Linked DNA regions of Mus musculus: all the other regions are linked to region 2. Evidence: chromatin loops called from intact Hi-C (ENCODE). Cell type or tissue: left cerebral cortex. All regions are shown on one strand. Region 1 overlaps Magi1 (membrane associated guanylate kinase, WW and PDZ domain containing 1). Region 2 overlaps Magi1 (membrane associated guanylate kinase, WW and PDZ domain containing 1). Region 3 overlaps Magi1 (membrane associated guanylate kinase, WW and PDZ domain containing 1).

Region 1 (8,000 bases), 58 kb after region 2:
CCAAATAACTTTGCCCTGTCTACCTCTTTAACTTGCAGTCCACCAACACTGAGCTAACAGCCCCTTGAACAACAGCGCAATAAGGTCCTAGCTCTGCTTTAGACTGGCTTTGCTAAATTTATGGCAGTCCCGTCCAAATGTAGAAGTACTATGTGAGCATACTCACCAGGACATTAAAAAATAATCCGACATTGCTGTTGTCCTTTGCTTGGGTCATTTAATGAAATTGTACCCCATAATGATGCCAGTATAACATTCAGTGTCTGTAGTGGGACCCCAGATAGAATAATGGCCACATGCATCCTGAGGCCAAAGCCTGTACCTTCTTTCTGATGTGATGATAGCAGACACTCAGCAATGAGCAGACACTAATCAGAGGACTGGTGGTCGAACGCTGGGTAGTGGGACAGTCTTCAACAAACAGTTCCTGAATTCCAGAGCTACGAGGAGCCACTCAGGGTAAATACTTCTTATCTACTCAATGGTGGTAGAATTATACTGTTGGCCAAAGTACACTATTATTTGGAAACCCATAAACATTAAGAAAGCAATTTTTGGGACTGGAGAGACAGATCAGTGAGTATGTCTTGGCTGCTCAAGATTGAGGAGCTAAGTTCAAGTCACTGATAGGAGTAAAATTAAGACTTTAAAGAACTCACCCGCTACCTTACTTTATGTCCATACATTCTTTGGTGAACTGTCTGAAACATGGTTCTTGTATGAACTGAGTCTTTTTCAATTTGGTACTTTAAAAAAAGTCCCTTTAAATATATACCTCAATCTTGTTGTTTGTAGCAAGGAACCATATTAGTATTTAGTAGTAGGTCTGGGGGTCTTGGGGCACATTTCTGCATGGGAAGTTCAACTTCCAGAAGAATGTCAGAAATGAGTGTGTGTTGACTTCTGTGGAGTTAAGGATGAGTCTTTTTATTCTTGCTAATTACTCAATTTATATTGATATCTATTAATTTCAAGATGATTTCTGGTATTGTTTGATGACTTTTCTGTTCTAGATTTCTATTAACCTGTACTTTTAGATATAAGTTGTGAGACTTGATTTGAATTGGTTTAAGAAGGAAAGTGATTTTAAGGAATGAAGCAGTTGAGTAGCCTGATGGACAGCCCTGGTTTCAGACATGAATCTTAGGCAATGTCCACCACCTTTCCTCTCTACTCTTCTCTGTGTAGGTCTTACTAAGACATATGGCCCCTGGCATACCAAGTGTAAATACCTGTCTGTCTACCTGATTATCTCAGCATCAACAAGCTGCCAGTTGCTCTACCAGAGTTTGTACACCTGATGTGCTGCTTAGTTTTATGTTAGCTTGACACAAGCTAGTCATTGAAGAAGAGGGACTCTTAAGTTAAGAAAATGACTCCAGTATGATTTGCTTGTAGGCAAGTCTGTAGTGCATTTTCTTGGTTAACAATTGGTATGTGAGGGCCAACTGTCTGGGGGCAGTGCCACTCCTGGGCAGGTGATCCTGGGTTATATCTTTATATATATATGTGTGTGTGTGTATGTGTGTGTGTGTGTGTGTGTGTGTGTGTGTGTGTATCCACCCACATGATAACCATTCAGCCTGCATGTGTGTGTATACACACACACACACACACACATGCAGGCCGAATAAACCATGGGGAATAAGCCAGTAAGCAGCACTCCTCCATGCCCTCAGCCAGTTCCTGTCTCCAGATTTCTGCTTTGAGTTCCTGGTCTAATTTCCCTCTGATAGATTACAATAGAAAGCACAAATAAACCTTTTCCTCCCCAAAGTTGCTTTTGGTTTTGGTGTTTTATGATAGCAATAGAAATGTAATTTAAGACACCCGACCTTCATGTTTAGCCTTGCAACATTTACGAGTGCCTGAAGCAATAGAAAAGGCAGAAATGAGAGAATCTCCCTAAATCCAAAAGTGTAAATGGGAACCACAAATGGGTTTGTCTGTTTCTATCTGGACCACCTAGACCAAGAATGGCCTCCATACAGGAGCCTGAATGATGTCACCAAAATAAGAGGTGGGAGATGTTGGCCAGAGAAGTCCTATAGATGGCCTAGTTAGTGGTGCTAGGCTCTGGCAGAACTGCTCATCTTTTGTAGGCTTGGCCTTCTGCCATCCACCTTTTGGAGAACCTTCCTTCTGGGGTGTTGACTTCACCAGCCGTTCATCAGACGACGTGAGAATCTATGTTTTATCTCCGATTCTCAGACCATCTCTCCTAGACTCAGAAATGTCTACAGAGGGATGACGTGGGAGACAGAAAATGACTGTCCTGGTTATTCTATGTCGAATCCCCATGAAGTTTGACATCCAATCTCACCATCCTCTATAAAAACATCAGCAGGAATGTCAGCAGGGCTGGTTATGGGTGTTTGGATGGCATCATCCTTGATGTTTCTGGTTAATACAGAGGCAAGGGAGACACGTTCACTGAGAACCTTCCTTTAAGATCCACCCACATGATAACCATTCTGAGGTAACTGTCTTGGTTTTCACAAGAATAGTCTCTTTAGTTTCCCAAAGGAGTCTCAGTTCTGACTCACTGTATGCCAGTGAGTCTTCATATTCTAAACTTTCATATTCTTTCCAAATTTGTCAGTATTTGATCTTTCCTGGTATCTATCAAAAGTCTTCTAAAAGCTTACACAAAAATACCACTGTGCCTGTATGTTCAATTTGAGCTCCCCTGACCTCCACTCCCTACCCTCCCCCAAATTGGGAAACTGGATAAATTTATGGAATGAGAGTTGAGCTCAGTTTGAGGACATCTTGGAATAGAACCTTTAGGGTTCCAGTTGATACATTGGTTTCTTCTTTGATATCTTCAAGATATTTTAAGTTTTGCTATTTTTGTTTTGTTTGGGCGGATCCTTTTGTGCTAGATATTGAACCAAGCCCCTGCATGTGACAAGCCTATGCTCTGCTGCTCAACTGTATCACCAGCCATGCTAGTCACTCTGATTCCTTCTGTTTATCCAAGTGAAGCAGAAGCCATAGCTGATAACCAGCAATTAGGAAAAGATAAGGTCTGTTTTAAAAAAAAATGTAGATGCTGGATTGGTGGGGGTAGGGATGGGGGTCCTCCTCCTCCTCCTCCTCCTCTTCTTCTTCCTCTTCCTCCTTCTTCTCCTTCTCTTTCTTCTTCTCTTAAAATGGTCAAGTGATTTCTGTCTGAGTCTATTAATGGTGGCACATTACACCTACTGACTGAATCATCTCCCAACCATTTCTGGAATAAAGCCAACTTGAACAGGATGAAAGCTCTTTTTGACGGGTTCTAGAATTCGGTTTGCAAGTGTTTTATTGAGAATTTTTGCAACTGCATTCATCAGAGATACACAGTACAGGAATTTCATAATGATTAAATGCCTACCTATTGGTAAGTCATCTCTAACACCCTCACTGAGGCTCAGAAAATATTGCAGAGGAAGGAATGAAAGAATGTAAGAGCTCAGAAAGCTGGAAAGTAGTGTGGAACTCTAACAACTAGGCATGACATCACTGGTGCAGCCTTCATCCCAGCATCCCTGATTACATGTTCAAGGTCTCTGTAAGATTGGGCTTGGCAGTGGGCTGCTATGAAAGAGGAAGTGGCTCACAAAGTCCCACACCCCATGATGATTTATACATAATTACTGGTTGATTAGAGGAGACAGAGGCACTTTCTTCAATGACACTGTCATTGGCAATGCATTCGTAAGTTTCTATAAGCAGCGCAATGAGAAACTCATGGGTCACTAGAAGATGCAAGAGTAAAATAGAAGGCAGGCTACATGCGAAGAGAAGATGAGAGGGTATAAAATAGGGTAGTGAGTTAATATAATGCAAACATATTATACACATGTGCGGAGATGACATAACGCAGGGCTTTATTATGCATAATTAATATCTGTTAACAGAATCTAGGATCACAAATGAGTGTGGGGAAAGAACACAGATGTATTCGTGTGTGTTTCCCAGGCTTGTGCTGTGTTGTTGAACAGTTCTGTACTTGTTTTTCTCTCTCCCTGTGCCTGACGCAGCCGACTCTGGAGACCAGGACGAGCACACTCTCCAAGAAGCAACGCTCCCGCCTGTGAATAGTAGCATCCTCGCTGCTCCCATCACGGACCCTTCTCAGAAGTTCCCTCAGTACCTACCTCTTTCTGCAGAGGATAATTTAGGTCCTCTACCTGAAAACTGGGAGATGGCCTATACTGAAAATGGAGAAGTCTATTTCATAGAGTAATGTATACCATTTTCTCTACTGAAAATGCCCTTCTCTCTGTCCCTTCCCGTTCCTGCTCTGCATATCAGTTAAGCCTGAGGAAACTGATCCCACGCCCACATTATTCTTCTCCGACATTAAACAGGCTTCTCATAAAAACAGTTTTCATCCATATCATTCTTAATTATTCAGTGTGAAAAGGTTTTAGGAAGCATAAGATCTATAATTTCTTGAAGGGGTAAGACAACTGGATCTTGCTATATAATTATAATAAATAACTATTCTATTTAGCCATTAAAATGATAAATTGTTGGCATGTTTTTCTTAACAAGTCTTTAGTTTTCTTACTCCTTAGTTTTCAGGCTTCTTCATCCATTCTGGACATAATTTATTGTAATTGCGATTTTTCTCAAGTGTGACTCTACATTGCTTTTCAAAGTCCAGGAGCTTTTAATTTGACTGATGTGGACTATGTTTTTTCCCCTTTGTGTTTTGTGCCACTGTGGTGTAGCAAGACTCTGCTTTCCACAGCATGTACTATTTTTTTATAGATCACAGATGGATGGGTGGTCAATTATTCTATTAGAGCAGTAGTATAATGTTCTAATTGTATTCCCAGTACATAAACAAAATATAGATAGATGTATTATCCTCACATAAATGCCCTATTAATTGAATCAGCAAAAGGAAGCATTGCCAAAGAATATTTAAAGCACTTCAACTTTCTAAAATGCATTCATGCGTCTAAGTGAAGGTTCTGTGTTCTAACTGTACTATACATTTCTGTGAGTTTTAAAATTTCATAGATGTCATATATTTTGTTATTAGAAAAAGGGCAATTAAAAATTAAAATTATTCATTTTCCTAAATTTTCCTAAGCACGTGGGCGTGAGAAAGAAAGCTAGAGGCTCAGAACAGTCACTTTTGAAACCCAGCTGGGAAGAAGTTTGCGAGGCATGGGGGGAGCTCTGGTATTCTCCAGCCAGAGGGCAGAGACACCCACGGCTCTGCCTGGTTCTTGTTAATAGTGGATGCTTATTAAACACAGCAGCATAGAAGGCACAGTGGTCAGTGCTTTGTGTTCTCCACTTCTCAGCTGTGTGACCTGGGATCCTTGCTTCTTCGGCCCTCTCCCTTATCTGTAAAAGGTTTTGATGGATGGTACCCACGTTTCCTGAGGGTTGGGGAGAGTGCTGCTTAACGTGCCTGGATCGGTAACATTTAGCATCACTGCTTCCGTTCCTACCACATTCATCACATGCATGAATTTCAACATTGCTCAAAGAAAACTGGATACCACATTTAAGTTCAAACATTCATAGTGAGATTCCATAGCAAATTGCCTTTGAAACTATGTCCATTAACTAGAATTATGCCAAACAAAGGAATATATAATAGAGATGTTCCCAGTACCAAATAATGTGTGAAATAGACATTCCTGGAAAAGAATCTGCCAATAATTTTGCCAAGGACTGAGTTGATAAGTTTTAGAAAAATAAGTTCAATATTCTAACAGTGTATGAAAAGTCAGCCCCATACTACAGTTGGCTGAAGTACATACTCTGTCCTCTTTGTAAGTTAACATAGCTTTGGCCTTTATCGCTCTAATCTCAAAAATTGTGGCGTATTAGCTGTATACTTCATTTAAGGTTAGAGATATAGTTTAATGGTAGAGCTCCTCCCTTGTATATATGAAGGCTATATTTGATCCCTAGCACATACATACATACATACATACATACATACATGTTCACTTATATGTATAAACATTCATACATACTTGCAATTTATATGCTAACCTAAATTTTATACATACATACATACATACACACACGCACACACACGCACCCCTAAACTTTCAGCGGTCTTTTCATTCGGAAATGAACTTAGAGTATCTTGCATTGAATGGCAAGTTAAATTAGATATGAATCTAATGAATGCGTGTTTTTTAGATTTAGAAAAATATAAATACTAGATTGGTTTTGTTTGCAGTTTGCAGAAAATCTAAAATACTATAAAGATGACCACTAAAGACAAAACATAGACCTAGAAACCTCATGCATTGTGTAGCAAACTGGCGTGGAGGACTGAGAGGAGCCAGTGAGCAGGCTGTCTCAAGCGTGCCAGCAAAGGAATATGGAGCTTTCTTTTTAGTTCAGTTATCCCAGGCTTTGAGCAAAAGGAACTGGCAACCCAGAAACACTAGCAGAGAGACAGCCAGACGGTCCTGATGTAAGCCTGCTTTCTCTAGAAACACTAGCAGAGAGATAGACAGATGGTCCTGATGCAAGCCTGCTTTCTCTAGAAACACTAGCAGAGAGACAGCCAGACGGTCCTGATGCAAGCCTGCTTTCTCTAGAAACACTAGCAGAGAGATAGACAGACGGTCCTGATGCAAGCCTGCTTTCTCTAGAAACACTAGCAGAGAGACAGCCAGACGGTCCTGATGCAAGCCTGCTTTCTCTAGAAACACTAGCAAAGAGATAGACAGATGGTCCTGATGCAAGCCTGCTTTCTCTAGAAACACTAGCAGAGAGACAGCCAGATGGTCCTGATGCAAGCCTGCTTTCTCTAGAAACACTAGCAGAGAGACAGCCAGATGGTCCTGATGCAAGCCTGCTTTCTCTAGCTCAATGACTAGAGAAGGGCTGGGAATCATATAAGCCAGACAGCTTTTGGTGAGCAGCTCCTGTACCCCAGAAAGAACAGCATGCCAGTTTCTTCCCCTTTCCCCCATCAGCCAGGGTCAAGAGGGAACCTAGATATGACCCCTTAGTAGTCTAATGGGAGCCAAACCTGCCTGCCAGGGTACTCTTGGAAAGACTTGCCTTAAAGATGGAAACAGTGCCACCTGTCCTTCCCCTGTATAAATACCGTAGGACTGTTAGAGGAGAGTGTGGGTTTCCCTTCTACCCGGGGAGGAGCAAGCTACTGTTTGCCTTCTAGAGTGTTGTCCAGAGAGGCTTAGAGGAGAGTCAGGATTCCCATCATTGTCCTGTAGTAGAGCCCACAGGTGGAGGCCCTACTTTGCAACAATAATGAGATTCTATTCCATTCCAGCTTCATCAGTATCAGGTGCAGCCTGGAAAGTAGCTGGAATGAACCTCCCCAAATGGGAGGTGGGGGGTGGGGTGGGACAGGATAACAAGGATGTCCTTCCCTATCTAGTATCATTGAAAATGACATAAGGCCCACCGACAACCAACTATTCTTCTCTGAAGCAGTTACAAGATAAGCCAGTTAAAGTAGGTTTAAGTGACATCTATAGTTTTGTAATATAATACTTTGAATATTCAAGTTTATAAAACAGTCACTTCTTAGCAGGACCTGGGCTGTCAAAAGCCTATAATCCACCCATTTATTTGGCTGGAATAACAAGATTTCAAAGGCCTTCCTTAGCGACATTTTTTGTTTGTTTGTTTATTTGTTTGTGGGGGTTGTTGTTGGTTTTTGTTTTTTTTGGGTTTTTTTTGATTGTTTGTTTTTGTTTTTTGAGACAGGGTTTCTCTGTATAGCCCTGGCTGTCCTAGAACTCACTTTGTAGACCAGGTTGGCCTCGAACTCAGAAATCCGCCTGCCTCTGCCTCCGGAGTGCTGGGATTAAAGGCGTGCATCACCACGCCTGGCATCTTAGCAACATATTTAATACCCTCTTGCAAAATAATAAGGGCTTTGGGTTATAGCTCCGTGTTAGGACATTTGCCTAGTATGTGTTAGGACCTACTTTTAATTCACAGTACCACAATAGATAATGATTGATTGGTTAGTTGACAGACAAGATAAATTTCTT
Region 2 (8,000 bases):
GGGCTTTCTTTAGAGGCTTCTACTTTGGTGAAGCCAGGATTCCTGGCTTCATCACAGAGAAGAATTTCAGAATGACTCAGTGTGAAGCAAGGCTGGAATCTAGCATGGATTTGATGCAGACATTAGAGCAGGAGAGATGTACCTTGGTGAAGGGCAGTATGTAGACACCAAGACATGGCTTTCGGTTCTCAAAAGAGAGCCTAACAGCTGGCCATGATGGGAGAGGCATGTAACCATGTAACCTAGCACTTGGCTGATGGAGGCAGAAGAATTAGCAGTTCAAGTTCAACTTTGTTTAACAGCATTGCAAGTTTAAGGCTCAGAGACAGACAGAGACAGCACTGATTTAAATACCTTGGCAATAGGGCCAAAAATGTATGTACCATTTGGGTAGCTTCTGAAATTACATTGTTAGGAGCATTTCTAAGAAACTTCATTTTTTTCTCTCTCTCCCATCTTCCAGCTATTCTCCCACTTTTTCTTTTTGTCTTTTTCTTTTTTTCTTCTCCCTCTTCAATAAATGAAATCATAGGGAGATTCTCAGATATAGGTTTCTAGCCCAAACAGGAGTAGAATTCGATTCAAAGGTACCCCCTATTTGAGACCTCATCTAGACTCCAGAGTGAGGGGCTTCTTTCCCTTGTCCCTAAGTTTTCGTTGTCTTCCTGTCCTGCCTCATACAACCCAGACAACACCTGGGTTTAAATGCATAACATCTGCACCTAAGGTTAGAGAATGTGGGTTGTGGTTCATTGTGTAGAGACAGAGGACGCCACTCCTGTGCTCTCCTCAGCAACACCCCGAATACCAATTCATTCTGGTGGTAGAAAAGAAAACTCACTGGATACTTGGTAAGAGCAAAAATAGCGCAGGCATTGGCCAGATCTCAGTGGCCAGAGCACATTAGGGGTTTATCCCAGGGTCTCTGTTCTGTCTTCTGATGTGTTGATGTCATAAGCCCAGCTTTGGTGGGAATGCGTTGTTTTTAGCAGCTCTATGCCCCAGTCCTTTAACCACAAGTTTCTTTTTCGCAGTGATTACAACTCACATCCTGCTATCAAATCCAGCCCAATTATCTGGGTCTTGTGGTCACTCCAGAACACTCTGACTAGAGGAGAGATGGTGCTGGACAGGGTCAGGCTGATGTGGGCCCTCATGGTCTGGGAGCTGGTTGCAGGGTTCCAGATCATGGAAACTAGAGTGAGGTGCTTTATGTGTGATGCACATCCCTGCCTACACTTTTCAAGGGATGGGCTTCTTTTGTAAACACCCAGAGCCTTTTGATTCCCCCGTCTTTGTAATGGTTGTGAAGAAGCCAGTCATCTCATTGTCATTTTTTTTGTAGATCCCCTGGAGAGAGGATCCTGCTTTCTTGTAGTTACCCAAAGAGTGAAATATATGGAAGATTCCAGACATAACAAGTCACATGTCCCCTGAGTAGCATGCTCTGAAGTCTCCCTTTGTCATGCTTTGTCCCAGCTACCATATAATCATCTCTTAGTCCAGTATATCCATGCTGTATGCCATATGCACCAGTTAGTCCCTTCATAGCTCGAGTGTTAGACTTACTGTGAATAGCACTTTAGTGCTTGTAAAAGAATGGTCACTTTACTTAGTAGTGGCCCCAAAGATGGTAATAACGGTGCTGACAACTGGGTATGACAAAGAGAAGCCCTAATGTGTTTCTTTCAAGTGGGTAAATATTATTGGCTTAATAAAAGATTCCTACAACCCCAGAGGTTCTAGGATTCTACACCAGAGTAAAACCTTTTGAACGAGACCTCATTTACATATTATAAATATTCTATTTCATTACTATCCATTATTGATTTTTATTATATTAATATAAGTATTAATATTTATTGTCTAATTGAGACATTAGACTTTATCATAATAATTTTAGTCATTTCTCAGGGCCTTAGACCATATCCTGTGTTGATGAGGGACTTTAAGTGATACAAGCACTTTTCCTATCATTTTATCCAATATGACCCTGACATCATGGTGTTCAGAAAGTGCTGAGTGGTAGGAATATCCACCTTCACAGATTTTACAGGAGAAACAATTAGAATAACAACAATAATCTCTAATGCTAGTATAAGTGTGTATATAACAGATACAAAACCAGCTCTATCTGCTTGCTAAAAGGTGAAGGGAGACCCCAAACACCACAGTCCTTACTATTGAGGTGCCTTTCTTGGGGGTGCAGAGCTCTCAGGACCCTCAATGGGACTTCAGGCAATGGTTAGCTTTTCTGTTTCTTTTCAACGTGCTCCTCCACCTCCCCCCCCCCCCCCGCCTTACTGTGAGTATCTCACCAAATGGGTACAATTCTAGCACTCAGTGTGTATTCTTCAAAAATCCCACATGCTCCTTGGATCTAAGCCACCTTCCTCAGCTGCTGTTTAACCAAAGCAGCAGCAATCAGGGTGATTTTGACTAGAAGCTGTCACGAAAAGAAATCTTGAGGTGTCATAATTAAGACAAGTGATTACCTAACTGATAGCTATTTTAAGAAATATTAATTTTCATTTTGCCAAATGCAGACTTTGGTTTTTCTTTTTCTATCCTTGTTTCACCCACTCAATCTTCAATGCATAAAATAGCTTCCTGCTGAGTGAGTGCCTGCGTTTGACTGTCATTGACAGTTTCATTCCATTGGACACAGAGGGAGGGGACACTGGAAGTCTTTCCAGATTGGGAGGGTGGGTCATGAGGCTGTTTTTCCCTCCAGTTAAAAATACTTGCATACTTCAGGGAATGCCATTGAGTCTGTCCCTAGTTCTTTTCCTTGAGTAAAACTTCCCACACAGAGCTTGTGAAGCCTCCACCTACTGCTTCTGTCACTGGCTTCACGCAGCCAGACGAGTCCTTCAGATATGGGCGTTCACCTGACATCCTTCTCAGATGGGAGAAGGGGGTCCTTATACATCTTCAAAGTTAACAATGATCTTCTCCTGGGAAGATGTTTCCTTTGAAGAGCTCTTCGTTCACAGGCTTTTAGGAAGGGAGAAAATTGTTTTAATGACCTGTTATTAGAAATATCCACTATCATCAGACTTATTTTCATCTTTCAAATCCTTTTCAAATTCATGGGAAGAAATGACAGTAACATCCCCTGGGGAGTGAGAACGCATGGGGAAGGAGTTGGCCTGGGCTGACTTCTGCCAGCCGTATTCAATTTTGCCAGGGTTATTTTTGCCCTTGGCAATCTTCTTCCTCCCTAATTGCAGGGCCATATGGTGCTTTGCGGTCCCCCTCACTCCCAACAACACACACACACACACACACACACACACACACACACACACACGAGTGTGCACTTCCCCTCCATTCAGTTTTTATCTTCTGTTGCACAAATTCCTGGCTGTGGTGCTCAGGCTCAGCAGACTCAATCCTAGAGGCCTAGATTTGCAGTTTCCAAATCTTAAACATGAGAGCTGAAGAAGCCTCCAGCAGATGACTCCCCAGTGACTAGGATTAAAGACGTTGGGTAAGATGCAGCGAAATAAGACGACTGAGTTTTGGAGGCGGCCAGACATGGATTCAAAGCCTGGTACATACTGGCCATTTTCATCAATCTCAGAAACAGCACGGTGAACATTTGCTGAGGTTCTACTGTGTGCCAGTGCTCCCAACACTGTGAACTAATGTCCTCATCTCCTGTATTTATCCTGCTCATTCTCAAGAGACTGACTCTAGGGGCACTTGCAGAGGTCACATAGCTCAGGCCAGTTTCTAACTGCAGCCTTATTAAAACTACACTCTAAGTTATTGTTTCAGATGTCTTTTAAAATAATTTTATGTATTTATTTACTTATTTATTGTCTTACGTGCATTGGTGTTCCATGTGTGTGTATGTCTGTGTGCTGGTGTGGAATCCCTTGGAACAGGAGTTACAGACAGTTGTGAACTGCCATGTGGGTGCTGAGAATTGAACCCAGGTCCTCTGGAAGAACAGCCAGTGATTTTAAGCACTAAGCCATGTCTCTAGCTCTATCTCAAATGTCTTATTGTCTGTACAGGTGGTGTATGTATGTTTGGGGAGGTTCCCTTGTGCACACACAAGTGGAAGCTACAGGTCAATGGCAGATGTCTTCCTCATTTGCTCTCCATTCTGCATGTAAACGGGTGTGTCCATGTCACAGTGTATGGATGAAAGCCAGAGGACAACTTGTAAGACTTTGTTCTCTTCTTCTACCATGTGGGTCCCACGGGTCAAGTTCAGTCTGTCAGGCTTGGCTGTGAGCACCTTTTCCTATTAGGCTGGCCCTCCAGCTTACTTTTTAAGTCAGGGTCTCTCGCTAAATGGAGCCCACTGATTTTCCTAGACGGAGGGCCAGCAAGCTCCAGCCATCTTCCTGTCTTCAGCTTTTCTAGTACTGGAGATATAGACATGCATCACTGTGCCCAACTTTAAATGGTGCTGGAGATAGAAAGTCAGATTTTCATGCTCACGTGACAAGTACATCATGGAGGCATCCCCCTCAATAGTTTATTAAATTGACCCTTTTTGGTGTATCCTATGGCATAACACAATCTGTGAGTAGGATGGTGCTTTTTGTGTGTTTTAAAAACAGTTGTTGTTGGTTATCATCAGATTCCTAGGGCCTGGAGTCTAGGGGCAGCTCGGCCGAGCAATTCTGGCTTAGGGAGGTTGGGTAACTTTCAGTGATGCTGCCAGGCTTCAGTGATCTCAAGGTTTGGCTGTGGCTAGAGAACCACTTCTAAGCTGGTGGCCGACTGTGAATGTTCTTCATAGTCAAAGTAATAAATTAGCAAAAGCAATGTAAGTATCATGGCGATTGTAGGTCCTGTGGGCAGGGTTGGGTTGGATGGGTCTTATACTTGGGGTGGTGTCATCAAAGGTTTCAGGTTTCATTTTCAGTGATCTATCTTTAGTGATACTAAACCAAGAAATGGTCGTAACTACATGGAAAATTCCTCAATCAATGCTCTGAGAATACTTTGATAGAGATGTCTTTAGGAGCATTTTGAGGGAACATTTGGTCTTGTTAAAAGACCTGCGTACACATGTCCCTTTCTGTGGGCTTTCTGAAGAGTCTTACATGTTATGCTCTTAGACACATTGAATTTTAAAATATATTTTTGAGAGAATGATGCTGTGGTGACATGGTTTTCTAAGAAGTAGACATTTAATGATACTTTGAAATTGCATTTTGAAATTTGTTAATATTGTATGATAGTAGAAACACTGAAAAGCTATTGTAGTCTGGTATATAGTAGGTACAAACAATGAAAATAACTTTAGAATTAGTGTCTGCAGCCAGGTGTGGTGGCGCACGCCTTTAATCCCAGCACTCCGGAGGCAGAGGCAGGTGGATTTCTGAGTTCGAGACCAGTCTGGTCTACAAAGTGAGTTCCTGGACAGCCAGGGCTATACAGAGAAAACCTGTCTCGAAAAACAAAACGGAAAAAAAAAAAAAAGAAAGAAACAAAAAAGAAAAGTGTCTGAGCATCTAAGCATGCTTCTATTAACATACGGCTCCCTCCTTGGACGCTGCACACTTGCTTTAAGCTTGGAAAGCAGTATTGCCCCTGTGCAGCCTCTGGGCCACGGAACATTGACATCACCCCCTCTTATCACTGTTTCTTCAGCGCCCTCTGTAGTGTCTCTCCTCAGTTAGGTCCTCAGTTCCTTGTGGGCTGAATTAAGTCCACTAATTTGAAATAAATACAAAACCAGCCACAAAAAAGACAGTCTCTGTGTGCCAGAGTCTATTCTAAGCACTGTGGAAAGGGCCTCTCAATCCCCAACCTAAGTTTACCTTTCAGTGGAAGGAGACATAAAAATAGTTGTCTGTGCTACCACATGCTGCAAAGGAAATGTACAGACATGTAGAGAGCCTGGGAGGGGGCAGTGCTGCCTGCTGAACCGTAAACACCATTGTGATACTATAGAGGGGAGACAGACCAATGAAAAACAGGCAGCCATACAGGAACCTGTCTGTCAGGAAAAGGGGAGAGAACCCAAATTAATGGACCTTGACCAGGGTAGCAGTACCCAGACTCTTCTCTCATAGACCAAGTAGCCCCGAGCTGACCCTTCAGGTAGGGTCATGGTCACCTGAACATAGATGCCTTCTCTGACTCGCCATTGCCTCCACGCCATTGGCTAGTTCTCACTTACTGCTTTGCATCCTCTCATTTCCTTCCTAGCTCTCTTGTATCCTAAGCTTTGCTATGTAGGTGAGGATGACATTAAACCCCTGATACTGATGCCTCCACCTCCTGAAGAGAATTACAGATGTGTACCACCACACCTGCAGCATGCCGTGTTGAGGTTCAAACCCAGGGCTTTGCACGTGCTCATCTAGGACTCCATCCCTAAGCTACTAGCCCTGCCTTGCTTTTTTTTTTTTAAATCTTGTGACTCAAGTCTGAGCCTCCATGTTTCCACAGGAGCCATTCTCATATGGAAGAGGTAGAAAACTGAATACTTTCTCTGCCAAAGGATTTTTCCCTGAAAGACATGCCTAATACTTGTGCATAGGTGTTTTTGGTTAGATGCCTGGACTCTGTAGTTTCTGTTCCAGTGTTTGACATAGCTCTGGGAATTAAAGTCCTTGCTAAGAAGGGATGGGAAGATGGCATTAAAAGTCCAGGCCACAAGCAACAGGTGTGAAGCTTTGGATGTGTTCAAGGCCACTGCTTCTAGAAAGGAAGCCTGAGAGCAAAGCGAGAGTGAGGTCAGACGTCTTGGCGAGGCACTGGTATGGTGTTGCTTTTATTTCATTCTTTAAATTTATCATGCATTATCCTTTTTAAAAAAAACTTGTGCATGCCAGGGCACAAGTAGATAAGTTGTTAAGCCAGTTCTTTCTTTCTACCATGTGAGGCCCAGGATTTGAATTCAGGTTTTAGCTCGGTAGCAAACACCTTCATCTTGCCACCCCCACTGTTAGAAATTTTAAAGTCCTCAAAATGAGAAACTATTGAAACCTTAAATAGAATCCTAGGTTTCTGAGTTCTGGGGTACAGGGAGGAGCATATGCAGACTCATGGGAGTTGCTAGTGGCAGAGCACTGGGGTGGTTGGTAGGTCAGACAGTGAGGAGTGGCCAGGACATTGGACACAAAGCAGTAAATGAACCACTCCACACAACTGCTGAAGTGTGCGTTCATACCAGAAAATAGCCTGAAGAGCAAAGCCTTAAGACTATATTGCTGGCTTTGAATCCTGGCTCCTCCAGTTTCTAGCCACATAACCTTGGACATCTGCACTGTAGGGCTGGAGTGTCATATTAATTTTATTATTATTATTATTATAAAGCAACATAATACTAAGCTAAGTTGTAATAGCTGCTATTATCAATCACTATTACAGCTTTGACTTTGGAATAGTTTACAAGTCATAGAACCAAACACAGTGAAGAGGGTTTCTGTTTATCCTTCTCCCAACTCCCCCCAGCCCCCAATGATGGTGTCTTCAGCATGCTCCATATTGACTCTACGATGCTCATAGGGTTCTAAGTGGACATGCCATGTAGGTTGTTGGATAACAGGCAAGGTTGTTCAGCTATCAACCGTGACAACAGACTTGACTTTCTTCGTCATATCCACGTGTGACCATGGGTCTGCATTGGAACAGATAAGTTGATATATTTTCTTAGAGATGTGTGTGATTCCTGGATTTAGCATAAGAAGACAGATTCAGCTAATGCTCAGAATTGATTCAGAAGAACCATCACAAATGGCCTTACGTATGAGCCTGGCACTGTTGGGTACTTACTTCATAGGACACTAAGCCATTCTGTTCTCATAGCAAACCAAATGCATGATACTTAGCATCTGTTTTCCTAGGAGGTAGGGAGGGGGGTGGGAATAGAACCTTAGAGAAGCTGCATTCAACTCATAACGAGGCTGGTGGGATTCTATTCTTGCACTGTGCTGTATGCCCTTGCAGAGCAGTTTGGGGATATAGCGCAGGGCAAAGTGCAGCCTACCATGGATAACAGTGGTCACAAACACCTGACAAGT
Region 3 (8,000 bases), 69 kb before region 2:
GCAGATCAATGCCTAGAGGGTAGCTAATGTGATTAAAGAGATAGCACTCTCTGTACCAGGCATTTACCATGGTCTGAATCCTCCTACCTAGTCATTATACCCACCTGCCTTATGGGGCAGGAGAGAAAGTAGAGGTGTTGCCAGGTCAAGCTGTTTGCCATTAGTCACATGAGAAAGAGGCAGAGTTGCTACTGCACTTGCTTGGTGCCAGACCCCACCCTAAAACCAACCTGCACTCTAAAATGGCCATAGAGTTTGCTTTGGGGATGTTCAGAACTAAATCCTTTGGCCTTTTCTCGGTTTGTTAAAATGCTGGTAGTAGAACTACACTTCCCTGTTACTTTGAACTGAAGATCCTGTCTGACTGGCCCTTGGGTCTAGAAATCACATAGTAATGAGTGAATTATAGCCCGTGATGAATGAAGGAGTCATTGGTTCTTAACTTGTATATGTTTCAGGAATGATTTTTTTTTTTAAAGACAGGTTATGGTCATCTTTCCTTACTTTTGCTGGAGACCATTTGACCTCTGAGAGCCTGGATTTGTGAAATTGAGAGTGTGCTCTCTGATAAAACCTGAGCAGATTTCCATGGCCTCTTTGCATTTCTCTATACATAGAGAAGCCTGGCCTTACACTAATTGAAAATCATTTTTATTTTCCTGTCTGTCTGTCTGTCTGTCTGTCTGTCTGTCTCTCTCATTCACTTATTCAGCTGGGTGGGTAGGGAAATCGGGAGGAGGTAGGAGGGAGTAGTATATGATTACAAAATTATTGTTATCGTTAGGGATATTTTCCATCCAAATGAGGTCTGCTTTTCTCACTCTTTTGCAAACTGGAAAGCTGTCCATGAATCTGACTGCTCGAAAGTTCCTTCCTTATTTCAGGAAGAGGACATTCAGTAGTTTTGTTCCCTCTGGTGCAGGCTCTATGTCACTTCATTTCAACAGAGCAATTTAATTTGTACTGCACAACCATTTTCTTATGGAAAACTAATAAAATACAAATTTTAGTTTCAGCGTGAAATTGTGGCTGAAGGCCTTCGAGAGTTTTATGTGATCCCTGTCTGTGTGATGACAGAGAGTGATGTCAGCGCTTACACACATTAGGTACAAGGTTGATAAGAAGAGGATTCGCTAAACTTCATTATTTCCCTCAAAATGAAAATGTAAACTGATTCTTTGCATTCAGCTCCTAAGACCTTACCTGCCAATGCAGTAGGCAGGAATCTGGAATGAAGCTTTAAAAAACAAACAAACAAACCCAAAAGCATCTCACTTATTCTGGCAGATTGAATTTGAGGTCAGCCTCTTCTATATAGTGAGTTCCAGGACAGCCAGAGCTATGCAGCCTGTCTCAAAAAACAAACAAACAAATAAACAAACAAAAAGCAACCAAACAACAAAAATTACTAGAGATGCTTAGTAAGTGATTGTAGTGAACAGTAACAGCATGATATACAGTAACACTTTTTCCTATGGATGGACCATAGAGAAACTTTGCTTATCTGTTTTCCCATGTGTAAAAATTTTAACAGAAATGGTGATAAAGGTGACACCTGACACTGACTTGTGGCCTCACATGCACACACATACATGTGCACACATGTGAACTCATCCATTCATACACACAACAATGACTATTATCATGTGAGAATAATGTACAAAAAGTTCTTAGCACAGTTCACAGATGCTCAAAAGCAGAACAAGGAGAGATGGACTTGGGGCACACTCCAGTGTGGAGTCTTAGAACTCTAAGTGCCCATAGGAAGAGGAGTGCTAGAAATGCAGACTTGAGCCTGCCATGGTGGCCAAAGCATAAGCTGCACAGAGAAACCCTGGCTGGAAAACAAAAAAGCAGTGAAATCTTGTCATGCCTTGGATTGTTCAAGGAACAAAAGATCACATTTCCCAATGCACAGCGACAGGTTCCTGCTTAGTAAATTTTTTTCATCTGCTCTGACATGTAGTTGATCCTGTGTCCTAGGGAAAGTTCTGTTTTCTAGTTATCTGACCTGTAGACTGCCCTCTAAACCTTTCTCTCCCCCAGCTTTCAAATGCTTTGCTCTCTGTTGGCTTTGGACCTCTCCATCTATGGTTCCCCATCATTGTTCATCTGAAAGTTTTAGATTCCCTTGTCTCCTGTCCATTCTTTAGTACTTAATTCTCGACAGTCCCTTACATGTGACCGTGGAGCTGGGGAAATACAGGTGGTGGGTCAAAGGCAAGCCCTGTAGTGTGGCCACTGCCAATAGGGAATGTTTACTCTCCAGAAGTCTTACAGCACTGTTTCCCACTCCTGGAGCTGAGGTGAGGATGCTGACCTGGGCATAGGGCTGGGATCAAAGCCCTGAGTTTGAGGGGTAGGGAGATGACTTAGTAAAGGGTTTGCTGCACAAGCAGGAGAACCTGAGATCCCCGGCTCCCTTTCAAAGCCAGCTGCAGCAGTATGCAGTTTTAATCCCAGTGCCTAGAAGGCAGAGATAAGGGCATCCCCAAGGGGCTTGCTGGCCAGTTAGTTAGTCTAGCTGGACTCACATTGAACTTCAGGTTAGTGGTAGACCCTGCCTCAAAAATTAATCTACAGAAATGACTGAAGAAGGCACTTCACAAAGATCTGTGTGTGTGTGTGTGTGTGTGTGTGTGTGTGTGTGTGTGTGTGCGCGCGCGCGCGCGCGTGCGTGCCTAAGACACACACAGACACACGCTAAAAAGTAAGTTTGAATACGAGGTGGTAAACCTCAAGTGTTTGGTTCTAAATGGGATTCTACCTTTATTTTATTTTTTTTTTCTAATCAGCTGCTTGAAGGGGAATCCTTCAAAGTCTCATTCTCAGCTTCTCCATCATCTTTAACTTCATGAAAACAGTTATTTCAAATATAAGAATTATTTCTATGAAATTTCTTTCAAAGTTAGGAGAGAGGCCGAGGGGACTTGGGAGGCTCTTGTCCCCATTCTTGAGACTCACCCACCTTTCCTTACCATACCCTCAAGCCCTCACCCATCTGTCCACTCAGCTGCTAGTCCTTAGCAAATGGGGCAACCCGATTTCCCGCCTTTCCTTGGCCAAGAGCTCCCCAGGACCAATCGGGTGGTGGGGACTTGACATGTCCTGGTAGGGGAGCTAGCTGGGTCCCGCCCCCTCCCGCCCCCTTCACAGGTGCAGCCCTAATCCCCCCTGGCCTAGATATCCGGCAGCCTCTGAGAACCCGGGCTCTGTGATGTAATGCGCTTTTTTCACACTCCCGGCTTAAATACAGATGGAAATTGTTGTCATGTGTTAGAAATGTCGCCAGTGATATAAAAGGCGCAAGCTTGAGCATCTTCTCTCCCTTCTCGCACATCAGCTGCTCCTCCAGCCAGAGCCTGTGCCCTGGAAAACCCACTCAGTGGTCAGGTGGCCAAGGAGCCCCTAGCTAGCTTAGGAAGGGGTTCAGATCCCACTCCCCACCCCCGCCTCTCCTTACAGCCGCTGCGGAGCCGAAGACCAGCGTGGTGGGAGGCTCTTTCAGGCGCACAAAAGGAAGGATTAATCTTGGCGATTGGCTGGGCTTTTGCAGGCAAGTACAAGTCCATGATCTTCCCAGGCCAACCCCTGCCCACCTCTGGATTCGAACGCTCGGCCACTGGAAGAAGGCTGGGATCAGGCAGGCTGTGACCGGAGCGCCTGCCACCGGAGGTTTGCGCTTGGGTTGTGGGAACATCCATGGAGGTGAAGATGCCATGTGTGGTGTGTGGACCAGGGAGGAGGGGAGACTGTGGGCCAGCTTGGGAGGGCCAGATGGCTGAGGCTGCGTTTTAATTCAACGGGCAGGCAGGCCCCGTTTGGCTGGGCAGGGTGGGAGGAGAAGCAGGGAAGGGAGAAAAAAAAAAAAAATCAGAGGTCAGTGGGTAGGGAGAGGCTGGGCTCCAGAGCAGATGCCTGGCGAACAATGGGGCTTTTGAAGGGGATGCTGGAGGAAGTGTGGCGTGCGCTTTGTATTGCCTCCTCCGCATTGCAGGTTGGAATCGGGCAGCTAAATTTTAATGAAGTGCATTCCAAAGTGTGCTAGTCAGCCTGGGTTTGGGGAGCCAGAGCGAGGGGCGGCCCCCAGGCTTTGCTGAATGGGGACTGGGGGTGGGCGGGGGAGGGGGGCCACCGAAACGAGTTCCTGATGGATGGTAAAGGAGGAGATGAAAGCCTGCTCAGTGTGGAGGGCAGGGGAAGGGGAGGGGGAAAGCCTTAGGCCCCCGTGCATATTAATAGGCTCCAGCAGGTGTTGGTAAATGCATGTTGCTGCATTGTTCCGGCGCCCAGGCTGGAGTAGGCGGGGAGACAGCGACTGCTTCTCCTGGCGGTAGTGGGCAAATGCCTTTGCACTTTGAGAGAGCTTCACAAGCTCTCCAGAAAATAAAGAGGAAAAGGACCACCATCCCTCTCTCCTCTCCCCCACTTTTAAAGGGGGGATGTACATGCAGAAGGCTTCTTAGGTTTGCTTCCTGGAGATTAACATGTGTTTGTGAGAACACTGTCTTGTCTAGGTAAGGTATGCTTGTCTGTGGGCATCAGTAAATAGAGGAATCTGGAGTCTGGTTTGTAAGTGCTTGGGAGCTGGAAGGTTGTTCTCCCTGGCTGGTTCTTAATGGACCAATCCTGGAAGACTGGTATCTTTATTTCTTTAAAGAGACAGGAGGGTGTACCTTCTTCCCTCTTCTCAAACTCGGAGTCTGTCTGACCGAGTAGCAGGGGGCAGTGAAGTGTGCAAGGGGGCTGTCTCATCCCCAGAGTTGGCCTTCCACACAAAGGGAGTGGATTTGTGTCCGAACTAAATGGCTTGAGGGTCTGTGTTGTTTATTTGTACGGATTAGGAATAGGCCCTTTCTCTCTCCAAGAGTTGACGGTGCCTATCCAGTGAGAATCATTTAGGAGGCTTTTTAGTTAGGACTGTGCACTGCTCAGATAACCCTCGCTGGCTTTGTTGTTTGCTGGCATGCTTGTTTTTAACTACTCTTGACCAGAACCTATTCAGTGTTTTCAAAAGGTTCAAACGTGTTCATTGGAGGTTCAGATGAAAACTGAAAGTGTCTGTAGAGGAAGGGGAGTGTGACTCTTATTTTGAAAATATTTAACCATGGGTTTATATACAATATATCCATATATATTACATATGTATAAAGCTATGCACATTTTAACATACACTAACATTGCATTTTGGTTCTGGGGGAAATGATTTGGTTGAGAAAGGCTTTCATTGTATCACCCATGAGGCCAGTGCCTTCTGAAAACTGGTGTTTTACCAGAACTTCAAATCCTGCCTTGGGGGGGGACATGTTCAGATTCTTTTCATGATTGAACTTGCACAGCCCCTAGTCAGCGAGGCCGAGCTCCCCACTTGTCTATGAGTTTGCCTGCTGCTGAAAGCCTGAGCAGATTAATGCTATCAACACTGTCTTGATTCCTCCATCCCTCAGCTGAGAGAACAGGAGCTGCCTTTGCCCCTGGCCCTCTTTCCCCTCTGAGGCTGGGAGGGTAGGGTAGGGGAAAGAGGATGGAGCAGGAGGAAGGGATTGTGGCTGAGGCCCACCTTTGACTCCCCAGCCCCTCTGGACCCCACCAAGTCAAACGTTAGAGCCTTCCTTCTTCACGTCCCTCTGTAGTTTCTCAAGCTGCAAATTTCAAGTTGTGTTTCTATGGCAATGCCTTGAAGAAAATGTTTGATACTGTATCTGCCTCTCTTGTGTTTTTACTACAGAGGTGAAATTGGCCTGGTTTTTGTGGTTGTTGTTGTTGGTGGTGGTGGTGATGGTGGTGGTGGGTTTGGTTTTGTTTTCACTGAATAGGCTTGAGGTTTACCTGCTGGTCCTTGTTGAGCAGAAAGCAGGGGGCAGTTGTGTTTGTTACAGAACTTTTCCCTAGAAGACTAGAGTTTTCATGTACAACCCAGGGTGTGTCCACTGGAGCAACCATCCAGTGGATGTATTCACCACTGAGACAGTTTCTGTGATACACCGCTGTAGATGGGCCTTTTGACACATGAAATAATACATAGTCCATGAGTATTTGGTACAAAAGAAATCATGGCTGTAGCCGATGTGCATCAGGAACGTACTCCGCTTCAGTCTTGTCATGCACATGGAAGTGTAAGAAGGGAGAAAGCAGAGGAAGAAAGAAGAAAACCTTTATATTCACAGAGTCAAGCCCTGATGTATTAGTACCAGTTACCAGAATGAATAAACAAATAGAAAGTTGTACTTTCTCTTGGCACCTAGGCAGTGTCTTTAAAGCTGTTAAGGAAACAGCAAAGGAGATGGCCTGTTTCATGACATACATGTACCGCAAAGTATGTAGCTCAGTGTGTCTTTTCTAATGTGAGCTTCTTAGCCTTTCCACAGGGAGTAGATTTAGCCCTAAATGGGAAAGAGTTCCCCAAGGTAATAATGACTATAGAGGAGAGAATACCAGAGAAAGCAGAGTGGAGGACAACTCTCCATTCAAAAAACAATTTTTTTTTCCCTTTGCAATCGTAGTTTTTAGGCAAAATCCAGTTCATTTGGTAACCATTATTCCCACAGCCTGTTTATTTTCTCCTTTAAAGAATTATGTTGATAATCAGTCCCCAAATATTTGAATGTAAGCACATCCTCGCCGTCATACTGACACCCTCTGGCACCAGACAAACTGTCATAGCATTTCTGAGAAGGAAGGCAGCAATGCCAGTCACTGATTTGGGAACGCAGCAGAAGCCTGTGTGACAGGGTCTCTCCTCTGCTTGGCTTCCGGTCTTCTGAAGTGTTATGAACACATGCTCCAGATATCTTGTTCTGGATCTTCAGCAGTTTCTGCCATTTTTGGTCTCCAGCACATCTACACAGTGTCAGGAATGCCCACAACTGGGGGAATTATGGCTAACCAGTCCCTCCCAAGTACTGCAGTGTGTCCATTCTCTTTGGCAACTTACCTGACTCTGGGTCTATACTAATGAAAGTGACTCTTGTTCCATTTGCTCCAAGGGTCTGCTGAGTTGATGACTGTGTGCCATGCCATGTAGATACTTGGTTTGGTTTGGTTTGATTTGGTTTGGTTTGGCTTGGCTTGGTTTATTCTTCCTATACAGGTCTTGGCCTCTGGTTACTCATTTTGATTCTTTTTTTTTTTTTTTCCCCCAAGGAGATTGGCACCTTTAAAGTTTCAACAGACTATTAGATTCGGGCATAAAATCAATGGGAAAATGTTGTTTGACATTTAATATGATGTTTGAAAGGATCCAAAAACATGAAAGTAAAAAGAGACCCCGGGCTTGAAAATGACCCACTAGACTCAAACCTCTTCAATGTTCGTGATTGCCTGATGTGAATGGGAAAGGAGGAAAAGTCCTTCTGGATAAACTTCTATTCTCTGGAATTCTTTGTTTGTGGAGGGTTTGCTGCTTTCCTTTCTGGCTCTTAGTTCTGAGTGCCAAGCCTGGAGTAACCATGTGGGCAGTGAATGCACCAGGAACCCTGAGCAGTCATTTTGAAGTTCGATCTGAGTCCTAGAGTGCTGTTGCTTTTGCCAGTACTTGAAAAATCACTTCAAAAGTAGAGAAAGGTGGGCACAGGATCCCTTGTTTTTAAAGATGCATGTTCTTTCTGCACACTAGATAGTGGATCCCATATTTATGAAATTAAAAAAAAAGGCACTTAGCTTTCTGCTCAGAGTTTAGCTGATCTTCAAGGTGATGCTAAATTATTGTGTGGGGTGTATTTCTGTTCCACAGTAAGATTAGAGCCACGTGAACCTACAAATTTGACAACAGCTATATGAAATAACTTGCCTAAAAGGAGTAAGTGCCATAATTTTCTAATTAATTGTGGAACAATGCCAAAGAGTGTTGCTTTAGAAATACTAAGTATAGATAGGGCCCTGAAAGGGAGGCTAGTCGGCAAAAATTTAGCTCTTTTTAATGATGCTTAGCACCTGGGTGTATGTAAACCTTTGCTACTTCTCTTTATGGCTTTGTGGACCTTTACATCATTATTGACATT

The links. Hi-C counts contacts between places; a loop is a spot of excess contacts. Peaks named below come from ENCODE experiments on the same cell type or tissue, not always from the same donor. Only the 100,000 strongest peaks of a DNase experiment are listed, where the experiment ranks them.
Region 1: a loop joins it to region 2, with 2.2 times the contacts of the local background. A loop is called at or near these places in 2 of 42 quality-filtered maps.
Region 3: a loop joins it to region 2, with 4 times the contacts of the local background. A loop is called at or near these places in 4 of 42 quality-filtered maps.

The regions. Positions count from the first base shown.
Region 1 is chr6:93,781,672-93,789,671 of GRCm38, reverse strand. It overlaps Magi1 (membrane associated guanylate kinase, WW and PDZ domain containing 1), which reads left to right. Exons shown (of 24, transcript NM_001029850.4): 5 at 4,026-4,227. Among named protein-coding and RNA genes, the nearest start is that of Gm23035, 8.1 kb to the left of the region's middle. In left cerebral cortex, a CTCF peak has its summit at 7,063; DNase peaks (open chromatin) are centred at 3,291, 3,486, 3,494, 6,524 and 2 more places; H3K27ac peaks cover 935 bases.
Region 2 is chr6:93,840,081-93,848,080 of GRCm38, reverse strand. All of the region lies in intron 2 of Magi1 (membrane associated guanylate kinase, WW and PDZ domain containing 1), which reads left to right. Among named protein-coding and RNA genes, the nearest start is that of Gm22840, 47 kb to the left of the region's middle. In left cerebral cortex, no CTCF peak of the experiment used is centred here; DNase peaks (open chromatin) are centred at 2,388, 2,762 and 3,303.
Region 3 is chr6:93,908,880-93,916,879 of GRCm38, reverse strand. The region is part of intron 2 of Magi1 (membrane associated guanylate kinase, WW and PDZ domain containing 1); the gene reads left to right. Among named protein-coding and RNA genes, the nearest start is that of Gm22840, 22 kb to the right of the region's middle. In left cerebral cortex, a CTCF peak has its summit at 4,319; DNase peaks (open chromatin) are centred at 3,855, 4,325, 4,544, 6,749 and 1 more place; H3K4me3 peaks cover 2,761 bases; H3K27ac peaks cover 2,201 bases.